Regions from separate parts of the Homo sapiens genome. Here regions 1 and 3 are each linked to region 2. A link is a loop called in an ENCODE intact Hi-C map of the cell type or tissue named here. Cell type or tissue: Caco-2. All regions are shown on one strand. Region 1 overlaps THSD7B (thrombospondin type 1 domain containing 7B). Region 2 overlaps THSD7B (thrombospondin type 1 domain containing 7B). Region 3 has its middle 130 kb from the start of HNMT.

Region 1 (8,000 bases), 730 kb after region 2:
AGAATAATAGTCTCCAATCCCATCCAGGTTGTGGCAAATGCCATTAATTCATTCCTTTTTATGGCTGAGTAGTATTCCATCATATACACATACCACAGTTTCTTTATCCACTCATTGATTGATGGACTTTTGGGTTGGTTCCACATTTTTGCAATTGTGAATTGTGCTGCTATAAACATGCGTGTGCAATTATCTTTTCCGTATAATGACTTCTTTTCTTCTGGGTGGGTACCCAGTAGCGGGATTGCTGGATCAAATGGTAGTTCTACTTTTAGTTCTTTAAGGAATCTCCACACCGTTTTCCATAGTGGTTGTGCTAGTTTACATTCCCACCAGCAATGTAGAAATGTTCGCTTTTCACCACATCCACGCCAACATCTATCATTTTTTGATTTTTTCTTTATGGCCACTTTTGTGGGAGTAAGGTGGTATTGCACTGTGATTTTGATTTGCATTAAATGGGTAAATTTTATCATATATGAATTTTATATCAATAAAGCTGTTAAACAGGAGAGAGGGCCTCGACTATATATATATTTCTAGAAATATATATTTCTAAATTTAAAATATATAGATAATATATTTAGAATATTCTCTAGAATATATAATTATATAATTATAATTATATAAGATTATATATTACATATTATAACTATATTATATGTAATTATATAATAGAATATATAATTATTATAGAATGTAATAAATAGCTTGGCATATGCCCAAGCATACCTGGCCATAATTGTCCCAACTGTCCCCCCTTCACAGAGCACACTCTTTTCTTCTCTTTCTCCAGGTTCTTACCAATCCCCAGAGTATGACAGACTTCGTCAGCAGTCCTCATGGCTTTGGGAACAGTAAATTATACCAGTCACATATAACATCTTCATACTGGAGAAATGACACTGGGTTCACAATCTGAATCTCAATATACTAATGTCTTTTAATCCATGGATTTTTTTCATCAAGTTAAAAATATCTGCCCCTAAACTCACCCATTGTGTTGATACATCAATGGCTTAAAGTAGCTAGTGATTGGTGAATCTCAGAACATATTCAAATCTTCCATCCAGTTTTATTCCCTACATCATGGAGAATAAAAATGACAAAATAATAACTACTCTGTTATTGGCAAGCGCTAAACACTTTCTATAGAGTCTCCTCTTTGAATCCTCACCACAATACCATGATGAAGGTTTAATGACCCCATCATGCAGATTAAAAAACTGAGGCTCAGAAAAGTGTAGTAATTTTCACCACCACTGGGAGGTAGTGAAATCAGTGTTCAAAAGGGTCTCACTCAAAAGCCAATAACAAAGGCTCAAAAGAGAGAAAAAGTGTTCTGCATAAATACAAATATGAAATGAAATTTGAACACAGAAAAAAAGGTAGTTTTATATCTGAATCATTTCTTAGAAGTGTTTGAATGCTGTTAAGTCTGAATATGAACCTCTAATTGCCTTTGAATCCATGATCCTATTCTCATAATCAAACTCCTCATAAATACCACAGTTTTACCTTGGAAGAATGTATCTTTTATATTCACCTTAATTTTGAAAGTTTCTTAAATTCTCCACATATAATGCATTATAAATTACTATTAATCTGTCTATTTGCTAAAATTCTTAAATGATTTATGAGATAAAAATCTTAATACAAATGATTTAGCACTTTTGTAAAATAAACTGGTAGAAATTTTAAGATAGGTCAAAATAATTAAAGTTTTAAATGCACTCAAAAGAAAAGGTAAATTGTATGCTAAAATTCTAAAATGACTTAAGTATGCCTAATCTATTGTTGCTCCACTACACTTACTTTCTAAAGTTGACAATGGCCAATAATTTCTTCTTTTTGTAATAAATTTTCCCTAGTGCATATATGATTTTTGTCTATCTTCATAATAAATTTTCCCTAGTGCATATATGATAGTTGTCTATCTTCATCTACAGAAGATACTGAGCTTCCTAACCTCTTGCTAAACAAAACAAATATAACTTCTGCAGGTCTACAGATTCATTTGCCAATAATTTGTTTATGCAATGATAATGCAGTGAAGTTATCCATGTTTAAGTGTAAAACAATGAAAGACATAAATTTTTATTTTTACTGGAAATGAGAGTGTTCCACTGTTCTGAACAATCCATTAACTACTATACCTAAACAAAGTCTTTATATTGTTATGTTTCTCATTTCATGACTTTTTATAGCTAACATGTTTTCAGCCAAAAATAATGTGATTAGAAAAGAGTTCAATAAAAATATGTGGCAATGCAATAAGTATAGAAGTTAATGAATTTCTCTATGACTAGAAAACAATTATTGATTACCTATTTTTGGAAAGCTTTAAATCAATTTTCATGTCATTTACTATAAAAAGTTTCTGGAAAAAAACTCAAGAGGAGTTAGATAAAAGGTTTTGAAACTAATAAGATATTGATTTTTCTAACTTTGTATGCTAATTTGTGGATTTAATAGCCCCTAATTTAATTAGACTAATGCCTTTTTGTGTCAATGAGGCTTGTAGAGAAAGGCTGCCTGGCAAACTGTCTGAATTTCTGAATTGGTATATCTCCAAAGAGAGAGAAAACACTTCTAGCTTGGGAACCTCAGTTAATAGCGCAACCTAAATAGCTATGAATTTGGAAGATCTGTGTGGTTTTACACTTATTTCTTAGTAATCTGCCACTCTGGGTCAGTAGAATACATTAGGAACTGAATAAAATTTTCAGTTAGGTTCAATATCAATTAGATTAATACAATTAAGCATTAGAATATGAAAAGAGAATATAGTAGACTTAACATCTGTGATAATACTGAAGGATGGGGGGACAGGGAACAGAGAGAAAGGGACAGAGAAGAAGAGATTGATTATTAAAAAGATAGCGATGCAATTAAAATCTATCAATAATAAAAAAAAGCCAGTTGGAGTCTCTTCACAAACTAAGAATTTTCTTTTGTTGTTTTTTTGTTTTTGAGACAGAGTCTCCCTCTGTCACCCAGGTTGGAGTGCAGTGGTGTGATTTCGGCTCACTGCAACCTCTGCCTCCTGGGTTCAAGCCATTCTCCTGCCTAAGGCTCCTGAGTAACTGGGACTACAGGCGCCAGCTACCATGCCCAGCTAATTATTGTATTCTTTTTTAGTAGAGGCAGGGTTTCACCATGTTGGCCAGATTGCTCTTGAACTCCTGACCTCAGGTGATCTGCCCACCTGGGCCTCCCAAAGCGCTAGGATTACAGGTGTGAGCCACCACGCCCGGCTAAACTAAGAATTTTCTGACAACCACTAGATAGTAATCATAATAGATCTGAAGTTATCTTTTATTTTCCAAGTCCAAACAACTTGAAAATGTATTACAGAAAAACGAAACAGTCAATGTTGAACAGGAAGGAAGGAAGGAAGGAAGGAAGGAAGGAAGGAAGGAAGGAAGGAAGGAAGGAAGGAATGGCGGGCAAAATATATAATCTACAAATGCAGAAGTCACTCCTGGAATCAAGTCTGATATTAAGACATTCCTCCAGTAACAGAAGCTGGACTTCCAAAACCGCCTTTCTTTTAACCACTGTGAAAGCCACCCATGCTTTATCTGCACCAAGTCGACCCTACTGCCTCTGGTGCCTTCCAAGCTTTTCTGGAACATTACCTCCTCCTGGTGGCCTGAAAGGGAAGCTATTGAGCCCCTTTCATCCTTCCTTACCACCTGATTTCTCCCCCAACTCTACAAATTCACACTGAACAGCTGACCTTGAACAACACAGGTTTAACTGCACAGGTCCGCTTATATGTGGATTTTCTTCTGTGTCTGCCACCCCTGAGACAGCAAGGCCAGCCCCTCCTCTTCCTCCTCCTCAGCCTACTTAACATGAAGAGGATGAGGATGAAGACCTTTAAGATGATCCACTTCCACTTAATGTATAATAAATATATTTTCTCTTCCTTGTGATTTTCTCAATAATGTTTTCTTTTCTCTAGCTTACTTAATTGTAAGAATATGGTATATAAAATATAATATACAAAATAGGTTAATCAACTGTTTATGTTATCAGTAGAGCTTCCTGTCAACCATAGCCTATTAGTTAAGTTTCAAAACAGTCAAAAGTTATAAGCAGATTTTTGACTTCGCAGGGGCCAGTGCCCCAAACCCCCACAGTGTTCAAGGGTGAACTGTATTTTCACTGTTTCCATATCTTCCTGCCATGACTCAAATAATTTCAACTCAGGGATTAATTTGCAGATTAATTTGCACATCTATCCTTTTTTCATTCTATCTCTTTCAATTTTTAGTAAAATTTCCTTAGGAAAATAATTTTCTTCTTCTTATCTTTCCTCTTTCCATCTCACTCTTTGATTTCTACAATGAGCTAAAAATTGACTGTTGAGTTTAGGTTTGAATTTCAGGTAAATTATCAATAATTAGTGTGTTACTTTGAGAAACAAGACTTTGGAAAATTATACCAAAGAGGCTTAAAGAAAGATATAATAATATCAAGAAAAAGGAAAGCCACCAATGTACTTGAAATAAGTATCAGAACCAGTCCTATCTATGTTAAATATAATTTTTTAAATGTTAGGTCCAGTAAATCTGCATTAAAGGTAATTGAAATAATATCAGAACTATTACTTTCTACATTAAATGATTTGCAAAATGCCTAAAATGTTATTTGAAATATCTAAAATTGTTTTCTCCATCTATTAAAACCTCTGAACTAAATGTGCCAATATACTATAAGTGTTATATATTAAAAGCTAGTCCTGGTTTACTTTTACTGCCTCTTGGTTTGCACAATACAGTCTACTTTTTTCATTGTTAATGTAGAATGTATCATGGACTGTTATATGGATTATATGGATCTTTATTGGCTAGTGTTTGACTAAACACTTTTCGTGACATCTATTAGGAGGTAAAGCTCTGCATATTTTATACAACAGAGAATCACAGGGACATGGGGAGCAAAAAGTCAACTTCCCACAGCACCAAGCAGACCAATAGCGGCTGTGTTTGCTGAGAATACACCCTCCCAGCATGAGGGAAAGATCAGGAAAACACAATATAACTAGCATTAGCCCAAACATGGAGCATGAACCTCCACCATCACCTTGACAAGAGGCAGTCTCATGAAGAGAAAAGAGCACTGGTTTGGAACCAAACAAACTTAAACTTTGATTCTTAATCCACCTTGTAAGTAGCAATTTAACCTTGACCAGATTACTATATTCCCTGAGCAATAATTTCCTCAATTGTAAAATTCGGCTAGTGAGGTTTGCATTCTAGGGCTGTACTAACACATGCATGTATGTGTGCATGTATATATAGCTGCACATACACACATGTATATACATATTTCCCTTCGACCTACTTGTCATTGATCTGACCTTTACAACCTTCTACTTTGGGGCTACATTTGGGGCCACTTTGGGGCTTCAATCTCTTCATTCAGTCCCATGAGGCTGTTAAAAATTGTGGCAAACATATCCAGTCTTAAATATTTATGGCCTCGTGACTAGAAGAAAAATGGCTTTTTCTAACCAGAACAATCAGGAAAAAAAGTTCTGGGAAAGCACTATTATTGGCCCAGACTGAGATAAATAGTCATTGTTAGACAATGACTGCTCTGGGGAATGTAGTACTATATTGAACCAGCCTGAGACAGGACTAAAGGGGCAGACGTCTCTTAGGCCTGTGTTATATCGATTATAAATATATAATCAATAATATAATAATTGATTATTTCCTATTTGTCTTAAGCTGAGACCTGTGCCCCTTTAGTCCTGGCTCAGGCCGATTCTTTAAAATATCTGTGGTATTTTTTCTCTCTGAGCAGACACAAAGACTGGCTTACACAAAGACCATGTCAGCATCTTGGACTCTTTACTCTTTAGAGCTGATATACTTTAACATCTCTCTAAAGTCACAAATCATTATTCATTCTTCAGCTACATCCATCAGCCTGGATGCTGGCAGTCATTTTCTAGCTGGGTACCACTTTCAGATTCATCTTCCCAGCACTATACTTTCACATTACTTCTAGATTCAAGAACCAATCATGGTTTTGTATGGCCTGTCATAGAGATCAAACCTCTGCCATTTAGTCTTAAAGCTTCTTCAGTGGCTGGCCCTCCCTTATCCAGCCAACTTTATCTGCTACTATTCCTTCGCATGAACCATTCTTCTGGGATACTTAACAGTCTCTGATCATGCCACAGTTATTCTCCTCTAGGCCTCTGATTGTGCTAATTTTATTGCCTAAAATGCTCTACTCTCTCTGTTCCAAATCCCAATAATTCATTATAGCCTAATGCTCCAATTCTGTCCTATTTTTATATGCAACTCATACTGATCTCTCCCTTCCTTGAATTCTTACAGCATTCATGTGGAATCATTTATATAGTAATTGATTATTTCCTATTTGTTCTGCCATTTCTCCATTTTGGTTATAAGAACTTGCAGAGCAGAGATGTGCTTTTGTGTCTTCCTCACAGTGCAGGTCATAAAACACACATAACCACAAACTTGATTTTCATGCCCTTTGCAGGCCAACAACCACCTTCTTCCATACCCTAAAGAGTTAATCTTAGAATTAAAAACAAACAGGATTTCTCTGTGATTAAGCTCATCTGTCTTATTTCTCTGTAGCTGTCATGAAAATGTTATGTTTCTAATTCAACGTTTATGTCCAGTTCTGCTACTGCATAAAGGTCATCTTCATCTAGTCATGCGACACAGGAGTCAGAAACTGGAAATTCACACATGTTTACAACAGCTTCATTGCAAGCAACTACCCCACAGGGAACACCTGGTGCTCTGAGTCACAAATAGGCCAGCAGTCTGCAGTTGTGGACACCAGCACCTACCTCCTAAAACACCTGAAAACCTTACTCCTAAATCTTAAGTAGCTAGTTTAGCCTTACATCAAGCTGATAAGACAAAATACCACTTCCTCCTGCCTTAATTGAGCTGACATCAGTGGTTGTTATTTTGAGGAGTGATGAAAATTTCCTGAGTGGCTTCTAAAAGATGTTATTGCATTTTTGTTTTAACTTATGAATGCACAGAACCTAAAACCTACTAAGATGACATACAAAGACCTGACATTTTGAAGTAAATACATAAGACCAATGACTATATAGAAAAACAAGATGTACGTACTTTAATACTATTGATTGATTTATGTAGAAAGCTGCAGAAGTGGGAAGTCATAGCAAGTGGGGACAGGAAGGAAACAATCTCTGATTTAGAGTGATAAGTGTCTCAAAACTAAATTAAATAAACTAAAGCAACCATCTGTTTTACAAACTGAAATGATTAATTTTTAGTAAATCTTCTGATGGTGCACTATTTTTGGCAGAGTATTAATCTACAAGAAACAGAGCAAACGGGCAATCCCACACATTTCATAAAGGATAACTACATTTTCCAGTTATCCATCTGGGTCCTTTTCATTTCAGTAGTTTAATTAAAACTCAATGGTATTATCAATCTGTTACGTTTTTCATGTTGATGGCTATTACATTTACAGTACAGCAGGAGTACAAATTAAAGTGAGAAGATGATAAATCTCATCTTCAAATTTCATTTCTGTTTCTCTAGTAACTAATACTCTGGTAATATTTTTTAGCTCACTCATGTTTATAGAACTATTTTCATGATTTTTATGATTAAAATAAAGGGAAAAAAGGGAAGTGATTTTTCAATAGCTTTTATTCCTTTTTGCATATATTATGTTTTGTGACTCTTCTATCAACCCACTCTGCAGATATATTTCAGATGAGCTCCTAAAACTCTGTAATTATAATTTTCTTCTGTTAAATATTTGTTGTATTTTTTCTGTATAAATCTTTTAATGTTAGACTTCCTCAAATTAAAATAAGATGCATATCATTCAATTATGAATTATGGGTATTTAAATTTATATGTAAAATACAGTTATTTTTTGTATGAATCATTAACCAAAAGCAATTATTGCCTTTTATACCAAGAATTCACCTTCCAACCTAGGTCATT
Region 2 (8,000 bases):
GACACCTGCCAAATATTAAACCATAGTTCTTTGTGAATAAAGTTAATTAACTATGCTTTTCCTCTCTCTTTTTGTCTTTTTTTTTTTTTTTAGATGGAGTTTCACTCTGTTGCTGATGCTGGAGTACAATGGCACAATCTCAGCTCATTGTAATCTCCGCCTCCCAGGTTCAAGCACTTCTCCTGTCTCAGCCTTCCGAGTAGCTGGGATTATAGGCACCCGCCATCACACCTGGCTAATTTTGTCTTTTTTTTGTTCTTTTAATAGAAACAGGGTTTCACCATGTTGGCCAGGCTGGTCTTAAACTCCTGACCTCAGGTAATCTTCCCACCTCGGCTTCCCAAAGTGCTGGGATTACAGGTGTGAGCCACCATGTCTGGCCATCTTTTCCTCTCTTATGGAGATGTTTATGGCATTTAATCAAATTATCTTCAACTCTTATCTCCATTTGTTTCAGATCCTTGCCTAGTTGCTCCAACCCACCCTTCTTACTGAGAAGCAAAGCAACAGGGATTATGTACATATCTTCTTTGAATTAAGTGTTCTTGCTATCACAGCCGCGAAATCCCTCCATCACCTTTTACCATTGACCACTAAATGTTAGAGTAGGTAGCTAAGAAGACATAAGCAGGGCAGGAGAAGGGTCCCCCACCAGGAATGTCAGGCAACCATCAGGTGATGGTTAGGCAGCTGTTAAACTGTCTCTCTAAAATAATAATTGGTTGCAGCGAGCACGAGGGAAAGGCAGTCTCCCAAAAGATAGAAAACACCTGGCCGGGCGCTGTGGCTCACGCCTGTAATCCCAGCACTTTGGGAGGCCAAGGCGGGTGGATCACAAGGTCAGGAGATCGAGACCATCCTGGCTAACGTGGTGAAACCTGTCTCTACCAAAAATACAAAAAAAAAAAAAAAGAAAAAAAAAAAATTAGCCGGGCGTCGTGGCGGGCATCTGTAGTCCTAGCTACTTGGGAGGCTGAGGCAGGAGAATGGCGTGAACCCAGGAGGCGGTGGTTGCAGTGAGCCAAGATCATGCCACTGCACTCCAGCCTGGGTGGACTGAGCAAGACTCCATCTCAAAAAAAAAAAAAAAAAGAAAAAAGAAAACACCTGAAGCTGGTGATCAGTAGCTTCCTAATAAAATCTCAGGAGCTGGGCAAATGGGCTCAACCGTGCTCACTAAGAGGCAAAATGGAGGAGTTTAACTGGTATATGATCTTCCTCTAGGAACACACAACTTGTAAGGGAAAAATGCCTAAAGTGAGCATGTGTACAACTTCAGTAAACACGCTGTGCATGCGGCCCCTCCCAAGTCCTGGCAGGCCACTGTGGATGGCCACTATGCATGTGGATGGCGCACCCTAAGGGAAGAATCGGGGGAGAGGGAAAACGACCTCTACCCCTGAAGCATGCCAACATATAAAACCCAAGTCAAAGGTCAAAGAGGGCACTTGGCCTTCTTCCAAGTGTACTTTACTTCCTTTCTTTCCTGCTCTGAAACTTTTTAATAAACTTTCACTCTTGTTCAAATACTTGCCTCAGTACAAGCATAAGTACATTCTGCCTTATGCCCCTCAGATGAATTATTTCCTCGGAGGAGGCAAGAGTCAAATTGCCGCAGACCTGTATGGATTCGCTGCTGCTGACATAACCATGTCAAACTACGTCTCTGCTTGTAGGCTTACTTCTGCACTCAAGGAGGGCAGCCTTACATGGGAGATAAAAGACTTCACCAAAGACGCATGCTCAAGAGAAATATACCTATGCCTATCTGAGTTACTCCTTCCTTGTAATAACTCGAGTGTCACCCCACATCACATCTCTAGTTGGCATTGTGACAATGGGTCTTTTATATTAGTCTGTAAATTTCTGGTCATTTTTAAGTACAATGAATGTCACCAAGAAGCAGATTATTATGAGACATGATGGATGAAGATTCCTATCTGTCTCTGGAAGTGAACTTGAAAATAACTGCTCTTCCTCCAGCAAGTATACAGACAATAGAGAAGAGTGGAAGAGAATAAGCATAAGATTATGAATCTCTATGACTTCGCTCTTATGGCTCCTTACCTAAAGCTATTTATCTAGCATTTTCTGAACAGACCTTAGCTTCACATAGCTACTCATGCCAATCCTCATCAACCAGTTAACTTTATTTAGGTCATCAATTATTGACTGAACACATGATTTTGAGGAGAAACAGATACTAAAAGTAAACAAAGCACCTCAATCTTCTACAAAAGAAAAAAAGTAAGAGCACATGTTATAGTTAACAGCCTATAGTTTAGTTCAGGTTGCATTCATATAATAATAACATAAATATGATATTTTCAGTTGGTTTTAATTGAAAGTATCACAAAATGATATCTTCATATCACAGTGGAGATATCTAAGCAAATTTGTATGTGCTTAGCTATTGAAGCCATATTCTCAAGATGCATCTCTATTTTTAGCATGAGATAAAACTTGTAACCAGTCAGTCATATGTTCAAGAGTTCAAGGAAAAAAGTATTTTCTGTTTAATTAAAGAGGACATCCAGAGAGTTGGTGAAAAGCTACAATTTCTACTTTTTAAACATCATTAACCCAAATGGAGTTGTTCCTGAACTTCCCCTCTTTTCCTTCTATTCCCCTCTGCAAGCTGACCCACTGTCTTTTCTGTGGTAAAGAATTAACCCATCTTGATTTGTAAGGCCAATAATAGGACTGAGTACTTGAATTATTTTTAATCAAATCACTTTTAGAATAGGCATACTATAAGAAAAAGCTTGTTTCTTTAAAAAATGTAGTATAGTTTTTAAGAATTATAGTGCACTGCACACCATGAGTGCCATTGATTAGAATACATTACATGTTTTACATTAATTCCTGAGTTGTGGTAGATGGGAGTTATAGGAGAAAAAGCACAAATAAATTTCTGCTTTGAAAAAAAAATACATGCATAACCGCCACCCCATACACATATTTTTTTCAACCATAGTCACATATTCAGTTTATTTAAAATAAACTAAAAATGTACTCACTCAACAGTAATCATAGTGTAATACAATTTGCATAATAACTTTAGCAAATATGAACATTTATAGTATCTTTCAAAATAGTTGAGGCGTATAAAAGGTTAAGAAGAGAAGACATAAGTCAACTGAGAATACTTACTGGTAAATAGAGCTAACATAAATTAGGTATTTGAAAGATAGATTTGGCTAAAGACAGATTTATAGAAAAACACTGTTAATACATGGTCCTGACGAGAAATTCTTTATAACTGGGATTACTCCTGCAAATGCCTCTAGATGGTATCATGGGCACGTGGAACTGCTGCTTGGGCTGCAGCCGGCAGGAGAACATCTGATTGCATGTGTAAAACACAGCAATTAATGCACTTATAGAAGACTCCAGCACATGACTCACCTGTGTACAGTAGGAGAAAGGTTTTCTGCAGGCTGGAATGCACTGCCGAATGGCAGCAGGACGGGCCTGAGGGGAGCAGCCTCCTGCAAAGGAAATTCCACCATCATTTGCAGATTTCTCTATTAGATATTTCTAATTTTTTGGTATTTTTTTTTAACCTGTGCCACCGGCCTCTTTGCAACAGTATTATTATTTTTGAAAAATCTATTTGCCAACATTGTGGTCCAAGCCTATTTTATTGATTACTCTAAAATGAATTGAGATGGGAGGCTCTTCTAACAGAGGCTATTTGCAGTAGAGTTTTTATACTGTTTATTGGCGATGTGATTCTATCATACGGCTATGCTTGAGCACAAAGTCTATGTGAGCCAGAATCTGTAGAAGAATTGATAAAATCTAAATTTAAACTCAGGAGCAGAAAACATATCTGCTGGAATACTCCTTCTACATATATACTGCTTCAGCTCCTGAGCACCCAGGTAGGCACTAGGCCGATTTCAACAACCCAGGAAATGCTAAAAGAATGCCATGAATGAATTCATGGGACCATGGTATCAAATATGTTGGTAGTATTTTTAAATGTAAGTCAACTGGAATACATGCACACAGAGTCACGTATAAACACATTCTTAAGAGCAAGCACCGAAGCTCTAGGAGAGACAATCAAACATCTGACACAGTACTTGTTCCTGCTCCGTACATATTTTTGAATAAATGGATGAGACAATGTATGTCTCTGTAACTGGAAAATCATTTACATACTAGTCTTACTTTGCTAAATTCAAGATAGTAAAAGAGACATGAGACAAAGCCTAGAGAAAATTTGACAAAGCACCATTTATATAGTACTGGTTGCATTGAAAGGTTCTAGCGTTTGGATAAGTACAATTGTCAACCCATTATAGTTTATAGTTTTGTAGCTAGCAAAAAGCTCTGGGCCTAAGGCAGAGTAGCGAACAGTCAGACCTACATTGTCCCTGGGAATGAAGCAGCTAAATTCTCACTGTGACTTGAAAAATAACACAAAGAATCCACACAGAAATTTTTAAAAAGCAAAATTCACAGTCCAGAATTAGCATCTAGGTGTGAAATTGATAATTTCGGTGTTAGTGGCAATAACCACACAGTCCTATTTCTACCAACTGTGTTGGTGCTGGCAGGGGGAGGGTTTCCGTTCTTTCAACCAGGGATCTCCACAGCAGGCGTACTTCAGTGGGAGGAGGGCTCTTGGGAATAGGAAAGAAAATCTTGGAATTTACATAGGTTATAGAACATATTTTTTAATTCTAAGAATTAAATTAAGCTTTAATAATATTTGTCAGATGATACTGATGACCTGAGCTTCTTCATCAGATGATTACATGTTATACACTGTGCCTGAGGAATTCCGTGCAGAGAATTGATAGCAAAGCTCCTACCAGTACGTTAACTCTCAGTGTATTGCAGAGTATGATGCCTTCTGTGTTCCTGACTAGGGAGACTTAGAGTATATTTAGTTTTAACAACTTACAAAAAAGATAAGTAGCTTAAAGTAAATTATTTTGTGGATAAACTTTAAATTAAAAAGAATACCAATAGTGCAAGAGCAAGTAAACAAGAAAAAGGAGGAGCTGACAATACTTCTATTCCTATAGGCATTTCAGCTCTTGCACAAGCTCTCTGTAAACGATAGTACTAAGTAAAAATAATGACAATTTAATTTGCTGACAAGAAAGCATTTAAAAATCTCAAAAATTGGCCGGGCGTGGTGGCTCACGCCTGTAATCCCAGCACTTTGGGAGGCCGAGGCGGGCAGATTATGAGGTCAAGAGATCGAGACCATCCTGGCCAACATGGTGAAACCCTGTCTGTACTAAACACAAAAATTAGCTGGGCGTGGTGGCGTGTGCCTGCAGTCCCAACTACTCAGGAAGCTGAGACAAGAGAATCACTCAAACCAGGGAGGCAGAGGTTGCAGTGAGCCAAAATTGTGTCACTGCACTTCAGCCTGCTAAATGGTATCTGCCATCATGAATGAGGGACCTCTTGCTCAGTCTATATTTAGATATTAAGTAATAATCATGACTCACAAAATATTCAAAAACTAAGCTGCTAGTACATGAATACAAATACCTGTAATTTACATCATAAAAGCTTTCTGCATCATTAACATACAGAATATTTTAATTTTTAAATTTTGTCTTTATTAACCTCTTTAGTTTCAACTTCTGAGTATGTTTTATGTCAGGTGAGTACTGCACACACACATGCTAAGATATGTCCTTTGAAACGTTTTATTGAGAAGGGACATGATTTAAAATTTTACTAGCATCTGTCTTTTTCAGTCTTTATCTCAGATCATGATATTTAAGGACATTTTATTGCATTTCAGCTTATTTCTTTAAGTTGTTTGATATTTTTATAGGTCTTAAAATTGAATTGCTTTCTTTCTAAGATGCAAACGTCTAATGAAAATTTGTAATAAAATTCATCTAAGCTACCTGCCCAAGTCACCCCTTGTTTATAATTTGTAAGCTAATTCTTCTCACAAATAACAACACTCAGGGGTGTTTGTGAAGTGCCCACATGAGTCTTAGGCAGGAATACCTGTGACATTAACGCCATCTGAACGCTGGCACCATACAGTTCGTTCGTTATTGTTCCAAAGACTTGCTTTCCATGTGTAGTGATAACATTTGCCTCCTGTAAGTAAATATGATAATAGCAGTTCTATTACACCTCACTTAGAATAAGCATTGATCAATGAAGGCTAAAGAACTGAAAAGTGCTCTTGGTACCTGTACAAGGGCGTGTTTCTAGAACCTGTTGGGGGCAGCTGTCTTGGTTCTCAAAAGACTGAATTATAAAAGTCCTTGATCTAGACTGGCGGCCCACAGTCTCAAAGCTTCTTCCATCAATGCAGGTTAATTCACATGTGCTCCACTCTGACCATTCTGTTAAATGGCAGTCTCCTGGACAGTCATGCAGTACAGGGTGGAGAAAACAGCATGAAAAGTGGCACTGGACAACATTTGCATGGGCAGGGCTCACACAGAGATTTGCAGTGATACATGCAGTTCCTGATACTACACATTCTATATTGATCAATTTTCCAATCAGAATGTACTAAGAATGATGAAGTAATTTATAGTTTAATCTTGTTTAACAAGAAAGTGCCAAAAACTAGATTGTTATTACTTTGCTTCAAATTGTAGTAGTCACATCTAGAAAATATTATGTATCTGCTAGTGTTAATAAAACTTTTAAAAGAGAGATATAAAGATTATGGTAACTCAGTGTTCAAAGATCAGAATAACATCATAAAATGGATGTTCATAGAAACCATATAAAAGAGAATAAGTAGGTCACTGAAATGAACTATCTTTTGGACCAAAGAATGTTTAATTTAATACCCTAAACATCTTTCTCACTCAAGAAATATAATTTATAATTTGTATAAATGTATCTTTATATAAATTATAATTTTTTTTGTAATACATATGTGTGTATACATACATACACATATGTTATATACTGTATTATAAAAACATATTGTCACTTGAACTTATGCCATACAAACTATGTTGTGTTACTAGGATTAAGATAAACTGATACATTTTATGTAACTAATAAAATTTATATAGAACTTCACATTTATATGGAACTTCACATTTACAGAGTGCTTTCATGAACTCATAGCCTTACTGGTTCCAACCATGCCATCACCCAGAATTCAGCCAACATTTTTTGAACGCTGTCCAATGTGCTAGGTGCTGTTGGATACGGAATTAACATCACAGTTTCTAGATGAAGAAATCATTGCTCACAGGGGCTAGACTACATACCCCAAGTAAAACAATGAAGTGATAGAGACATGATTCTAACTTAGCTCTTAAGTTTCCAAATCCAGTGCCTTTTTTTTTCTTTTGCCTACTTTGGCTCCATCAAAGCCGTAGGTATATACCAAAGTGATAACCACAATTAAAAATGAATTAAAGTTATTTAAAAACTTTAATTTTGATGAGCTAGAGCATCTCTAGGAAAACAGTAGTAAAATAAACAAAAAGATCACCATGGGAGGCGCTCCCAATCACTAGCATTGCATACCTGGGCAAGGCACAGAACACAGCTGCTTCAGGATGCTGTCCTGAAAGGGCATTTCTCCACACAGTGCATCCTCGACACGTCCAGCTGCATGAGATATTGAACCACTGTGGACCATGCAGGAAAGGCTGCGGATCTGAACTCCTTCCCCACAGTCTCCACCCTATGAGAGGAAAGGATACTTTCACAATTACCCAAATAATTCACATCTCAAAGTTTTGGCTCTTGCCACCTCTTGCCTAAGAAGACCATAGTTGCATATTTTCGTAGCTTCCTCTTCTTGTGAGCTATCTCTCAATTGTTGACAATAAAGCATCCCTGAGCAACACTGCCAGAGCTGATAGAGAAGCTTCAGTGGGAATGCAAATCATGCCATGGAACCTATGTACTTAGAATATGACAATTCATTTTGGAACTCAGCCAAGATTGACTAAAAAAGAAAACAATACATAATTTGTCTAGTTGTATGTGATAAAATGACCTAATCTGTAATCACCAATGAGAACATA
Region 3 (8,000 bases), 180 kb before region 2:
AATTATGGCCCTCATTTGCTCATCTACCCATTTATTATTTTGTTTAATAAGCCTGTTATTTCCTGGATGATCTAATCCAGAACAAAGGACAAATGGTAGTTCCTGACCCATTATGAATACTCTTTTTTTTAAATGAATGCTCTTAATGAGGATCTATCCCACGAACAATTCAAATGTGACCCATCTCAGGGTCACAATATTACACATCCTAGCATGAAGGATATGGAGGTGCCAATGTCTTGAGAGGCGACAAAGATAGACTATGAGAATGATCCCTTGAATAAAAAATAGCAAGGCTAGCGAAATTTGATTAAGATTTATTTGTTTATTTATTTATATATATTTAACTTCTGTGTTCTTAAGTAACAGTGGAACTCAAAGGGGTTAGAGCTGTGAGGGAAACACCAATACAATTCTTTACTCCCTATGCAAACTTGGGGAAGTCATTTGGCTTCTTCAGGCCTCAGATTCATCCATCACTAATTCTACTCACTTAATAGTGTGGTTGGCTACTTTACATAAATAATGCACATATGTTTCTTAGTAGAGTGCTTGCCATATATTAGGTGCTAAATAAATGTTACCAACTAGTCTAATTTATCTATCAAATATTGGAAAGAACTAGCCATTACTTTGTAAAAACTAAATTCAGGACACCTGCAATTTAAAAAATATTTCAATGAGGTACAGAGGAACAAAATACAATGGGTTCTTGAGTGTGTCCTTTCCAGCCTTCCTCTGGCAGGGCTGACTCAAGTTATGCTGGAATGTGGCCTTAGCCACTGCTTAAGTGGACCAGGTTGACAGTCTTGTCACACTGAATCAGCATGCTGGACTTGGTATGCACATTGAGCTGAGGGTTGAACAATTCTCAAATATAAAACTCCATGGCTTTCTCTGAGGAGGTACTGGGTGTATTCACAACAGTGCCTCAAAGTACAGTTGCACATGCAGTCTGCAAAGGCCTCATTACCCAAGCTATGACCACCTCCCTACCAAATCAGTTTCAGCCTCAGCCATGTAAACTCAGGACAGAGGTTGGGTTTGTCGATCTGCTTTTAATATCCTCATGCCAAAGTCCCTGGTATGTAATGAACACTAAGCTCAAGCAAAACTGTGAGCTGTGATCTTGTTGCTGATACTAGGTTTTCCAGTCCTCATCTAGTCCTCCCAATCCTGAGGTTTGCAGCAATCAGGAGTAGAGCTGAGACCACAATAAAAACCTAGTGACCCTTCTCAATGCTGCCATCTAAGTGAGAGACCCAAGCAGAACTGGTCATGGCCAAATGTTTTCTGTTTGTTCCAGGAAGGTCTGGTAGACCTGGGAGACAGGGTTCTGTTTTCTGATTCTACTGAGGCAATTAAAAAGACCATCAGGGCCAAAGTAAAACTTTGCTTTTGGTGTCTTTTTAATATTTGTAATGTGCAAAATAGCATTTTACTGTTTAGTTTCTATATTCAAGGCATTAATGCATTATAACCATGAACATTACATAAAATCCTAAAATGAAATATTCATTCAAACATATTAGATGTATTAGTCCATTTTCACCCTGCTGATAAAGACATACCCAAGACTGAGCAATTTACAAAAGAAAGAGGTTTAATTGGACTTACAGGTCCACGTGGTTGGGAAAGCCTCACAACCATGGCAGAAGGCAAGGAGGAGCAAGTCACATCTTGTGTGGATGGTGGGACAGAAAATGAGAGAGCTTGTGCAGGGGAACACCTCTCTTAAAAACCATCACATCTCATCAGACTTATTCACTATCATGAGAACAGCATGGGAAAGACTTGCCCCCATGATTCAATTACCTCCCAGCAGGTCCCTCCCACAACACGTGGGAACTCAAGATGAGATTTGGGTGGGGACACAGCCAAACCATATCATTAGATGTCACAAATTCAAAAAATTTTACAATAGTTGTAAAAATTACCTTCTTTAATGAACATATTCATAAGTAAAGTTACTGAAAAAAGACTATAGGGAACACATAGATTTAGCCTACCTAAAAGCATAGATTAAAAAAATAATTTAAGTAAATTGTTTTGGGGTAGCTCATAAGCAATGAACTTTTAAACTCATTATTTCAGGACTTCCACCTGACAATAACCTTTAGTATAATAAGATTGTTTCAAAGACGTTTTTATTTTATTGCCAAATGTTTACTTATTTTTAGGGCAAAATAGGTCTTATGACTTGATGGCTTGTGTGTGTGTGTGTGTGTGTGTGTGTGTGTGTGGTAGCGGTACATATATATGTCTCCAACCACCATTAGGAAACAGGTCAAAATGACCATATTTCCACGTATATTCTTATACAGTATGGAAATACTCACCTAGGTAGGTACATGGGTATGCATGTTCAAGAAAATGAAGAATAGAAAGAATTAAGGAAAGATTATCTTCCTCCTTTTGTAATTTTTATTATTTTACTTTTTGTTTCAATCGCTTTTGGGGAACAGGTGGTTTTTGATTACATGGATAAATTCTTTAGTGGTGATTTAGTGGTGATCATGGGGTGCACCTGTCACCGAGCAGTGTACACCCCCTCCCACCCTCCCCCACAAGACCCCATAGTCCATTATATCATTCTTATGCCTTTGCATCCTCATAGCTTAGCTCCACTTATAAGTGAGAACATACAATTTCTATTCCTGAGGTACTTCACTTAGAATAACAGCCTCCAACCCCATCTAAGTTGCTGCAAATGTTGTTTCATTCCTTTTTATGGCTATGTCTTTCTCTTCAACATTCTCTACAAATGCACTTGCACCTAAAGGTATATGATTGGGCAAATTCTGTACCTATCATAGGCTGTAACTTGGTCTCTAATTTCACACATGAAATCTTTTTTCATTCACTTGGAGTTAATTCAGTGAGGATAGACACTGTCCTTCCCTTGTTCCCCAAGCATCAGCAAAGTGTTTAGTTAATCTCCCATTAAATATTGAATAGAAAAACCTTCATTTTCAGAAACTCTTCTTTATGAGGTCCTAATATATGCCATGTGCTCTGCTAAGTGCTCTTTGGAGACTCTTTTATTTAAGCCTTGCAACAATACTAGGAGGAAGGTATTTCACCCATTTTAATAATGAAGAAACTGAGCTTAGTAATATACTCAAGTTCTTAGATCTAGGAATAAATCTGGGATTTAAATTAAAATCTGTCTAAATCTATGTTCCTATCTACTGTTAAGTGTGGCTTCCAAAAAAGTGTGGGCAGAATCTAAGGGTGGGTGTGTCCTCATGCTTACAAGACTCTCTGCAGTCTGTGAAGATGGAGAGGCAGCGAGAAGGGAAAGAATGATCTCTGGGTGGAACTTGCCTCTCCCATCGCCACCATGGCCCAGCAAGAAACACTTCAGTCCAGATTTCCCTTCTCTTGAGTATTGAGTATGCAGAATAATGCCCCACCCACACCACGAAAGATGTCCAAGCCTCAATCCCTGGGACCTGTGAATATCTTATGTTCCATGGCAAAGGGGAATTAAGGTCACAGATGGAATTAGGGTTGTTAATCAGCTACCCTTAAAATAGGCAGATGGGACTTTATCCTGGATTACTGTAAGTGGTCTCAATATAACCAGCAAGGGTTTTTCAGTGGAGAAGAGAAAGACAAAAGAGAGCAAACCAGAAAGATAGCAATGTGAGTAGGACTGGAGCCATGTTGCTGGTTTTGAAGATAGAAGAAGGGGCCCTAAGCCAAAGAATGCAGACAACCTCCAGAGGCCGGAAGAGGTGAGGGAACAGACGCTCCCCTAGAGCCTCCAGAAGACACCAGCATGCCGACACCTTGGTTTTCGGCCCGTGAAACCTATTTTAAATTTCTGACCTCCAGAACAGTAAGATAATAAAAGTGCGTTGTTTTAAGCCACTAAATTTGTGGTAATTTGTTACAACAGCCACATTAGATGATTAATACTAGCACTGGTTGGTGTCTTGCAGCTTCAGAATGTATATTTTATAATGGGGCGGTGAGACCTCCTTCCGCTCAACTTGTACACAGAGGCACTCAGCACACATCCCTCAATGGGTGATCTCATTCCAGCACGTGCGCTGGGCAATCAGTACCAGAGGCAGTTCTGCCATGGCTTAGTGCATACGTCATCTTTGGTGGGACAAAAATTGTGTATGCAGATCTAAAAACATGATCAAAAGCAAGTCTATCCTAACATTTCTGTCAATTTACCAGGGGTATCCAATCTTTTGGCTTCCCTGGGTTACATTGGAAGAATTGTCTTGGGCCACACATAAAATATACTAACACTAACGATAGCTAATGAGCTTAAAAAATTGCAAAAATACTTACAATGTTTTAAGAAACTTTATGAATTTGGCCACATTGAGAGCTGTCCTAAGCCGCATATGGCCTGTGGGCCACAGGTTGGACAAGCTTTATTTAGATCATGCCGAAGGAGCACAGTTCCATGAGGAGGGAGGATGGGGAGCATGTGGTGTGTTTGCATACAATTTTAATTTCTGGATGTTTCAAGTCATATTCTGAGCACTGAAGGTAGGCCTAACTCACTTATCTGCTACACAAAATATGACCAAGTGGGGTACACATATGTAGGAGAGGTGTACAGGAGAAGCGGTGCGTGCATATATGGAAGCAAAGGAATGAAGTTGATGTAGATTTTTATAGAATCACAATGTTTAGAAGCAATATTTAAATATCAATTAATTACCAATACCCCCCCCAAAAAAAGAATGAAGACACCAGAAAAGGTATTATTTGTAATTAACTATGTAGCCACTAGATGGCAGTACAGTGTAAGCAAAAGGAAAATCTATTCCCTCAGCCCAAGCTTCTCTGGCTGCTGTTAAAGGATGTTTTACCGCTGTTTCAGGAGAAAAGGAGGAAATTCAGTCATGTTAAGGCAGTCAACTTAGAGGGCCAGGACTGTTCTAGATGGACTCCCGGGCTAGAAAGAGCATGGACTCTATGTGTCTCAGCTCCTCTAATTCCTATCTATGAGATCCTGGCAAGTTGCTTAACATCACAAGGCCTCAGTGTTCACATTTATATAATGGGTGTGAATGTTATTTTTCTTACAAGGGAAAGAAAAATGAAGTAAAACGGAGTAATATTATTAAAATACTTAAGATTTAATAAGCAGTCGATTATTAATAGCTCTGTGTCTCCTTTGGGTAGGGAAAAATAATACAATTTAGATTTTAGGTCCTAAACTAATCTCCAGGTATGGTTGTGAGGAAATTATGGGTCTTGAAAAGTAAAGAGAGAAGATTTATTCTTTACTCTGCTTCAATGTGGCTAAAGCTTCCCTGCAAAGTGTCACAATAACCTTCTCTTCATGTTCTCAAATGCAGTTGCTCCCCTCCCCATCTCTCCTTGACACGTGAAGTTCCTCTCCTATGAGGAGCATTGCCAAGTTTCGAGAGGTCTGCAATGTTGGACTAACAGTCATGGCCTTCGCACAGGCAGGAGGTCACAGCAGGGACTCCAGTGCTCACCACTTCCCTCTTCCTACATCTGCCTTTAGTTTATGAATGCATGAGAATTTCATAGTGAGTTAATGGAAGCCCTCCCAAAATATGTCCACATAGAACCCGTGAATGTGACCTAATTTAGAAAAGAAAACAAAAGGTATTTGAAGACGTAATGAAGTTAAGAATCCTGAGATGAGCTCATCCTGTATTATCCAGGTGAGTTCTAAATCCAATGGCCAGTGTCCTTAGAAAGGCACAGGGAGATGTGTGACAGAGAGGATTCGGCCATATGAAGACAGGGGCAGAGATTGCAGTGGCGTGATCACAAACCCAGGAACACCCGAGCCGCCAGAAGCCTGAAGAGGCAGGGAAGGATTCCCCTCTAGAGCTTCTGGGAGGTGCGTGGTTCTGCCAACACCCTAATTTCAGAATCCTGTATGCCACAACTCTAAGTAAATATTATAAATTCTTATCATGCTAAGCTACCAAATTTGTGGCCTTTTGAAATGGTAACTCTAGGAAACTAGTACAGGTTTATATCAAGAAAATTCCTGTCCCCATGTATTTTTCCAGTGTGCTAGAAATTCCATGATTAGCAAATTTATTCCTTTGGTTTAAATTGCAGATTCTTTTAAAATAAAATACATGAGATCCTGGGAAAGGTGTCCTATTTTAGAGAATGAATGTTCACACCACAGCCTCTGTGAATGGATGGCTCATATCTACAGAAAAGCACTGGATACTAGGAAGGAAACAATTCTAAAGGGTTGTAGGGTTGTAGGGCACTGGCTCTAGCAGACCAGCTTGCCTTGCTGCAAGACAACTTGTCTGGCGTTTGACCCAGAGGTTCCTCATTACTTCAATGGTCTTCAATGAAAGAAGCCAAAGTTTGGAGAAACCCCAAAGAGTATTGCCTTTAGACCCATCTAAGACCCCACACTGGACTAATTTCTGGAGGCCCCTTGCCATCGAGGATGTGCCCATGGGGCCAGTGGAACATGTCCCCAGAATTAGCATCTTCCCCTCCCAGCCAGTGATACAGGTGGTGCCCAGATCCCAGAATTATTCACCCACATGGCCTCCCAGCCCTTCCCCAAGTCCCCTACAGGCTTTTTCTCTAGACCTGCCCTCTCTGGGGTGGCTAGCATTATACTGTGCACACTCCTAGGCTGGGGGTGGTGAATGTGTGAGGCCCTTCGCAGGAGAGAATGGAGCCGACAGGTGGCTTGCTGGGCTCCAGGACCCTTCTCTTCTGGCACCTCCAGGTTCTGGCTGAGGAATTTGATCATTCTGAACTGAAATGTAGCCTCTCTGGTCTTTTTTGTATATTTGTCAAGGTAGGAGGATTAAACATATTTAATTAAATGATTAGTTAACTTGGCTTATAAATTAAAATATTTAGACAAGTGGAATGTGGGCCTTACATTTGCATCCTTTCCTTGGGACCAGCCAAACATGAGGTGGCCCTGCCTCTGAGATAGGCAACGCTGTAGGAGCACTCTGCAAGTTGGAGTAGTGTGTGAACGGCAGTCCATAAAAGGCAGGACATAAAAGCAGAATCTCAGTGCTGGAGGTGCCCACAAGGAAAAAAAAAAAAAAAACCCACAAAAGGAATTGGTAGTAAAACCCAAGCATCACACCAACACCAAGCACGGAAATGACTACATCACAGACAGCAGACACCAGGTCCCCCATCTCCTGGCTATTCGACTTTAGAAAAGAAGCTTAAAGTCTTGAACTGAAATTCTTAAAATATAAAATCAGGATGATTAAATATATGTCAAAGAGTTATTATGGGAATTCAGAAAGCAGTAAATCAAAGTCATTACTTTAAAACAAGGACACATACTTCAGATACTAAATGCAGCGTAAATTGTAACTATCCTTGTTACAGCTATTGACAATGTATCACATGGAATTGCTGGGACTGGGGAGAGTGAGTCTTGGGATGAGAAGCAACATTGAGATGGACACCTCCCTCAAAAGCATCAGATGTCTCAGTAAGAGAGGCAAGCTCTGATCTCCCAAATTGAGTTTTGTATGGACATATACCTACTTATGGGTGGAAATATAATAATGAAGCACAACTAGTTGGGAACAGCTGTTTTAAACATTCTAAGAAAAGATTGCTTGTCTGGTCTGCCCACTTAAGGGCTCCAGAGTTGTAAATGTGAGTCTTACATGTGATTTTTAGTTTGGGTTGGCTCAGACCAGACATCTCTCTAACATGGTACATGGAGAGTTATTATTATTAATTTTTCATAATAGAGTACTTCGAGAAAACAAATGAACCATTTCAAAATGAAAATTATATGCAGATTATTAAAACAGCAATGTGAGAATGACTGCATAATAAACTAAAAGGTCTAAATGGCACACTCTGTGTTAAATTTCGTTCTGTCTTTACTAATATCTTGGCTAATTGGGAATGGTCTTGTTTTGCTTTAACTCAGAATGTCTTATTTCTTCCTCTGAACAGAACTTGTTAGTTTCCTTATGAGACAGATAACTCTCTGGGCCCTTCCCAGGTGGCTGGGAAGATTGCTT

The links. Hi-C counts contacts between places; a loop is a spot of excess contacts. Peaks named below come from ENCODE experiments on the same cell type or tissue, not always from the same donor. Only the 100,000 strongest peaks of a DNase experiment are listed, where the experiment ranks them.
Region 1: a loop joins it to region 2, with 31 times the contacts of the local background. A loop is called at or near these places in 5 of 110 quality-filtered maps.
Region 3: it touches region 2 in a loop (4-fold over the local background); 5 of 110 quality-filtered maps call a loop at or near these places.

What each region holds. Positions count from the first base shown.
Region 1 is chr2:136,928,552-136,936,551 of GRCh38, reverse strand. The region is part of intron 2 of THSD7B (thrombospondin type 1 domain containing 7B); the gene reads right to left. Among named protein-coding and RNA genes, the nearest start is that of THSD7B, 170 kb to the right of the region's middle. In Caco-2, a CTCF peak has its summit at 3,637 (motif pointing left); a DNase peak (open chromatin) is centred at 3,641.
Region 2 is chr2:137,655,155-137,663,154 of GRCh38, reverse strand. It overlaps THSD7B (thrombospondin type 1 domain containing 7B), which reads right to left. Exons shown (of 28, transcript NM_001316349.2): 22 at 7,495-7,654; 23 at 6,186-6,359; 24 at 5,995-6,090; 25 at 3,409-3,491. Among named protein-coding and RNA genes, the nearest start is that of HNMT, 310 kb to the left of the region's middle. In Caco-2, no CTCF peak of the experiment used is centred here; a DNase peak (open chromatin) is centred at 3,344.
Region 3 is chr2:137,835,439-137,843,438 of GRCh38, reverse strand. No RefSeq gene overlaps it. Among named protein-coding and RNA genes, the nearest start is that of HNMT, 130 kb to the left of the region's middle. In Caco-2, CTCF peaks have their summits at 4,569 and 4,771 (motif pointing right); no DNase peak of the experiment used is centred here.